2 separate regions of the Homo sapiens genome follow, and region 2 is linked to region 1. The links are chromatin loops, found by intact Hi-C in ENCODE. Cell type or tissue: mammary epithelial cell. All regions are shown on one strand. Each heading gives the region's core, and the rest is flanking DNA. Links, peaks and the distances in the headings are about the cores only.

Region 1 (2,719 bases), core at 1-2,500:
TTTAAGTGGACAGGAGAAATGTAAACAGGCTCCGGGAAACGAGTGGAGACGGGCAGTAGTTTCAACTGGTTACGGCTGTTTTCCCCAACATTATGAAAAACTTCGGACATAGAGAAAAAGGGAAAGAACTGTACGGTGAACACCCATATACTTGCCACCTAGATTCTACCCTTAGCTCGCTTATCCCTGCCTTTTCAGGTATCTACCCGTAACTCCATTCGCCTTCCTTTTTGTGTGTGTCCGGGTGAGTTGCAGACGTGGCTGCGTCCACTCCGCGCTCCCTGCAGGCCCCAACGCTTCATCGCAGCGCCCACTTTTTCCACCTGACCCGGCGAACACCGGGCGGGCCGCTGGAGTTTATCAGCTCCAGGACAAATCTGCCTCTGACCACCACGTTTGCTGGGACATCTTTGGGACCGGAGGTTTTCATGTGCATTCTTGTTTCTCATGCCTTTCCTCCTCTTTATCATCTTCCCCGCCACTCATCCATCTCTAGTGTTTTGTTCTTGGAGTCACGTGGTCCTCAGGCTCTGACCACAGCAAAAGAAAAGCTGGATGCTGGAGCTTAAGCTGGGATTTATACCCAAGTCAACTCTAAGCAAAACGGGCCTTTTTAGAGGCTGTATTTGCATGCTGTAAAATCAGTCGGTGTACTAGGCTTTGTTGCAGAAATCCCCAATATACGTTTCCTCTGCGGCTCCCCGTAACCACACACAGGAACGCTTGCCTTGAACGAGGAGAATGCACTTCCAGTCTCGTCTGCTAAGCAGTTGACTCCTTCACCCAATAATTTTGATATTTAAATGTCTCATGATTATCGGTTACCATAAGAATATAAACAATGTATTTTCAGTTTACATCCTCCCCTGCCTGTCCGCTAAATAAGAACCACTGGGTACTCCTAATCGCTGAAGGTTTCGCACACCATTGCCTGCCTCATCAGGGCCCTAGCTCTAGCCTGCGGCTGCAACTGCATGAGGCTGCACCTGCCGGCGCAACGGGGCCGCTTAACTTTTAGGCCATTGATGAAAAGTCAAACAAGCGCACAGTACTCGGTGTAATCAGGGGCATTTTTAGCGAGATACCTGGGATGAAAACGGGTGACCACCTGAATCAGAGAGCAGCTCCGGCGCACCCTCTGCCCCGACCCGCGCTCCCCGCCCCCAGGGCGAAATAAATACCGGGTGTTTGGCGCCGCCAGAAGCCGTGCGCATGCGTTAGCGCTAAGCGGGACGTTGCGCCGGGTCAAAGGCCAGCGGCGCAAAATGGCGGCGGCGATGACCTTCTGCCGGCTGCTGAACCGGTGTGGCGAGGCGGCGCGGAGCCTGCCCCTGGGCGCCAGGTGTTTCGGGGTGCGGGTCTCGCCGACCGGGGAGAAGGTCACGCACACTGGCCAGGTAACGGCCGCTGGGTACAGGATGCACCTTCCTCCAGCCGCACCTCGGGCGACTGGTGGCAGTGGGCTCGCCGGGCATCCGCGGCCCTGGTTCTGCGCCGGCAGCGCAGGTCGTGGTAAGGTTGTGCTGTCGCTCACGCGCCGGGGAGGACGCCCGCGAGTCGGGACGGTGGTGGCAGCCTGTAGCGGTGGGTCTCGTCCTTCCAGGGCCTGCGGGCTCTGGAACGGGAAGTCTCCCCAGCGGGCAGCACTTGCTGTGGACTGGCTGCCCATAGGCGATTTGTGGCAGCCGATTATTTGGGTCAGAACGTTTAGAATTTGTGTAATATTCAATAATAAATTTTAGTAACCTGAGAAGTCGGTTGTAGTCCAAGGCACAAAAAAGCCCTAAGCCAAAATGAAGAACAAAGGTACCTGTGTATACTGGAATGTGCCCTAGTAGATTTAATGGGGGGATAGTAAAGCTCTCAGGCCATATGCCAAAGAAGGTTGGGGGCGGTTCTCCTCGGTCAGGATTTGTCTCTCCTCCTTAGCTCCACCTTCCCGGGCTATGTCTCTGTGCTGCTCTCTGATCCAGGTGACCACCCGTTTTCATCCCAGGTATCTCGCTAAAAATGCCCCTGATTACACCGAGTACTGTGCACTTGTTTGACTTTTCATCAATGGCCTAAAAGTTAAGAAAAACACTTTCCTGTAATATTTATGATTGATATGAAGTGACTTTCAGAATTAGGCCGTAAAAGTCACACATGGTCTTTTTGTTTTTTTCCAGGTTTATGATGATAAAGACTACAGGAGAATTCGGTTTGTAGGTCGTCAGAAAGAGGTGAGTAAAAAATCTAGTGAAGAGAGGTAAGCTTTCCTAAAACTTTTATGTAACCAACAAGAAATAAAAATTAATATATAAGATTTAAATAAATTTTCCCCATATTGCAAGCACCCTAACAGTTCTGGATGGGGTTCTTCCTTTCTTAAAATCTTAATTGTGTCTATTTCTGACTTGTTTCCCCCTGAAATACATAACATTGTAGCCGTAGTTCTGGTTTGCATATAAATGGAAGTGATCTTTTTTAAAATTCTTGTCCCTTATTCTCCTGAGACTCTCAGATTTAAGTAAATCATATCAACTTTAAAAAAATTATTCTTTTAACCACCTGGAGGTGTGTTTTTTATAGTTTTCACCAAATAAATTAGTGTGTGTTTTTTACAGGGACTTACACTGACAAGCTGAAAATGGCACATGAGTTTTTCTTCCCTTAGTGGGTCTGTTAGCTCTATGCATTGTAAGGGAAGATCAGTTCAGGTGCCTGTGAGTGACCACTG
Region 2 (3,018 bases), core at 210-2,709, 950 kb after region 1:
ATCTCAACACACGCACACGCACACACACCCACGACCACCTCTCCCTCCACCCACAGACACCCCGTTCCCACAGGCTGGGCCCCCTGCAACGACCCAGCGGGGGGTTTCAACCTTGTTGCGACTCCACATGGGACATCCTAATTCAGTCCAGGACAGATATTTTTAATCAATTACTATAGAGCTGAAAAACAGAGAGAGAGAGAAAGCAGCCGGGTTGGGCAAGCCGTCGACAGTCTGCGACATTTTTGCGCTTCCTGGGAGGGAATTCCTCCAAGAAGAGGGGTAAATGAGAGGCCCACACGCTGGATGGCAAACACAAACACTGTCAGATCAGATGGCAACCTTTAGGGTTCCTTTACGATCAGATCAGTTTAAATGAAAAAAAAATCGGGTGTAATTTTTATCACCAGGGAGCACTGGCCTGGAGTATTTCCATTTCTAAAGAGCGGTTCCCGCTGTGGTTTCATTAGCATTTGGGGCTCATCCTCCCTCCCCCTCCCTTGACCCACCCCCCTCCCCCCGCCGGACCTCTGCCAGGGGCAGAAGAGAAAACAGCCAGTTATTATACAAACATCCTCAGTTTGGAGCTGGAGTGTCTGCTCTGGATACAGTCGATTCTGACATCAATTAAATATATAACCAGACACGTGCAGTGGCGGGGAGGGTCCCCTCACCCAGGGTGCATCTCCAGAAACGCCGCCTGCCCTTCCCCCTCTTTAGCTCAGTGTTGGGAGTTTGAAGATGGCCTCTTCCCGTCCTGTGTGTATTTTCCCCTTAGCAATTATACTCCTCCACTGAAATCTATATGTTCCATACCGCTGCTGCCTGTTACTAATAAAAACCGTCTACCTTGCACTATTAAACAGTCGACTCTTACTACATGCCGTTTTTATTGGTAGTGACTGTAGCAAATTAAAATGCCTACGCAGGGACATTAAAAACTTAACACTCGTCATTGTTATTGAAATATATAAACTACGTTTTGCTTTAAAGCTCTCTGATATTAAAGAAAAAAATCACATTCCTTCTTCTTAAGTTAAAGTTGGCTTGGTCTTCTTCTTAAAAAAAAAAAAAATCAATCATGAGAAAACATGCTGCCAGCGTGGAGTCTTGGCGCGGCGGTCCCGGCGAGGCTGCCTGAGAGGGTGGCGGGCTCAGCCCAGACTCCGTCTCGGGGCCACGAGGGCTGCAAGGCCGCGGCTCCCGAAGAGGAGGGCCTGGGATGTTTTGCTCAAGGGCGAGGCGGGGTGCTCAGGCCTGTGGGGTCGCTGGGGAGAGCCCGGCACTTGGCTTCTGAGGCTTTTCAGTTGCCGTCCGAGCAGGAGGGAGGGAATGAGCAGGCACGCAGGGAAAACCCAGTAACTGCTTTGCAAACGCGACCCCTGGTCACAATAACCCAGGCGATGGGGGCAGTTTCAGGTTCCTGGTGGGCCCTGCCCCCTTTCCTAGGTGTGCCCTAGGAGGTGGGGAAAAAATTAACACTGTTTCTATTTTTCTTTATTGTCCCTGCAACAGCCAAAGAATTTAGAACGAGTCTACGTGGACACGCAAGTTTCAGCGAGCGGGGATTTCCTGCGAGGCCGAGCGCGAGGAACAGCCGGCCCCGGAGGCTCGGGCTCGGGGTCTCCCCGGGGACGCGGCCGACTGAGAAGGCCGGGGCGCTCGCCGGGCGCGGCGCCGTCCTCCGTGTCGCGGGGACGGAAGGAGGCGACGCAGGCCAGGAGTCGTGCGCGCGGGCGGCGAGGGGGCGCTGTGGCCCGTGTCTGCCGGCCCGAGTCCCGGCAACGGTGGGCGCGACCCACCTCCTCCCCCGGCGGCTTAATTCGGGGAAGAAGAAAAAACGGCATCGAGGCATTTCAATAAAACCTAAGCGACTCCTGATCCTTTCTCATTGTGGTTCCTTATGAGCTTTCGGTGTCTGGCGGGGAAACAGTTACCGTTCGGGGGTGTGGCAAACTTTTTTGGCAATTAAGATGAAACAGACGCTTTTATGTGGGTTTCCTTTAATGAAGTAACATTGGAAATGTAAGTAGTTTCAGTGCATCAAATCACATCGCTACCGTATTCGCGGTCACCGGCCCTCCCGTTCCAGGGCTCCCCGCGTTTGTCGAGGGAGAGAGCGAGGCAGGAACAGGGGGCCGGGGACATGAGAAGTTTGGCTAAGAAATTTTTCTTTTCTTTGAAAACAAAAGCGTTGTTATAAATGGAACAAAATTTAAGTCAACATGGAACCCACATCTCTTTCAAACGTCGTTTCTAGGTCTAGTACTCTGTGAGTAGGTTGGACTGGATTTCACGCTCAACCGGCATTTCTAGGCTCTCAAAGACGCTTCCGAGGCCTAAATGTTTTCCTGGAAAACACGTGCAGAGGAGCATCCGTGGAAGACTGAAAGGTCCCCGCAGCTCCAGTCCTGGCAGGATGTGCAAGGCCTCTCGAGGTTTTCAAATGGGCCCCCGAGGCCTGGGAGATCCCCGAGTAGCCACGCGGGCGCCACTTCAGGGACGCGGGGCGGCGGCTACTGTGGGCCGGGAGGGCCCCCGCACGGGCTGCTCTGAGCGCCTGGACCCGGGACCCTGCGCGCGCTCTTTTCTTTTTCTTTCGTTTCTTTCTTTCTTATTTATAATTTACATTCTAGGGACCTCGTATTCAGCTAACCAGCTCTTGCTTACTTAACTGCCCTGTTTTCAGCTCCGGATTTCTGGGAGGTCTCCCCATGGCTAACTTGTCCCTCCCGGCATCCTTTAGCGCTCTGCAAAATTTGCCTTCCTCCCACAGATGCCCCGCCTCCGACGTGCTTCCTGAAGTTTCTCTCCCGCTCAGGGTGCCCACAATCCTGAATTCTCCAGCATCTCGCCGACTCCGTCTCTACCCTCCTCTCCTTCCTAATCTCGCGCTGGCTTCGCCCTTTTCTCTCTCCTCCTCCTTCCTACGCGCCCCGCCCCCTCCCCCCAGGTCGCACCTCTCCCCGCCCGGGTCGGGAGCCCCTCGTGGCCAGGCGTCCGCGCGGCTCAAGACCG

The links. Peaks named below come from ENCODE experiments on the same cell type or tissue, not always from the same donor. Only the 100,000 strongest peaks of a DNase experiment are listed, where the experiment ranks them.
Region 2: a loop joins it to region 1, with 6 times the contacts of the local background. A loop is called at or near these places in 2 of 110 quality-filtered maps.

What each region holds. Positions count from the first base shown.
Region 1 is chr5:1,800,153-1,802,871 of GRCh38, forward strand. NDUFS6 (NADH:ubiquinone oxidoreductase subunit S6) reads left to right here and starts at 1,255. Exons shown (of 4, transcript NM_004553.6): 1 at 1,255-1,397; 2 at 2,169-2,222. The coding sequence starts at 1,266. It also overlaps a transcript of MRPL36 not described here. RefSeq lists enhancers at 645-694, 755-884, 1,064-2,051, 1,495-1,634. In mammary epithelial cell, for the core only: a CTCF peak has its summit at 1,539; no DNase peak of the experiment used is centred there; H3K4me3 peaks cover 2,162 bases; H3K27ac peaks cover 1,862 bases.
Region 2 is chr5:2,753,514-2,756,531 of GRCh38, forward strand. IRX2-DT (IRX2 divergent transcript) reads left to right here. Exons shown (of 4, transcript NR_122126.2): 4 at 1,516-3,018. Among named protein-coding and RNA genes, the nearest start is that of IRX2-DT, 3.1 kb to the left of the region's middle. In mammary epithelial cell, for the core only: a CTCF peak has its summit at 1,740; no DNase peak of the experiment used is centred there; H3K4me3 peaks cover 736 bases; H3K27ac peaks cover 2,001 bases.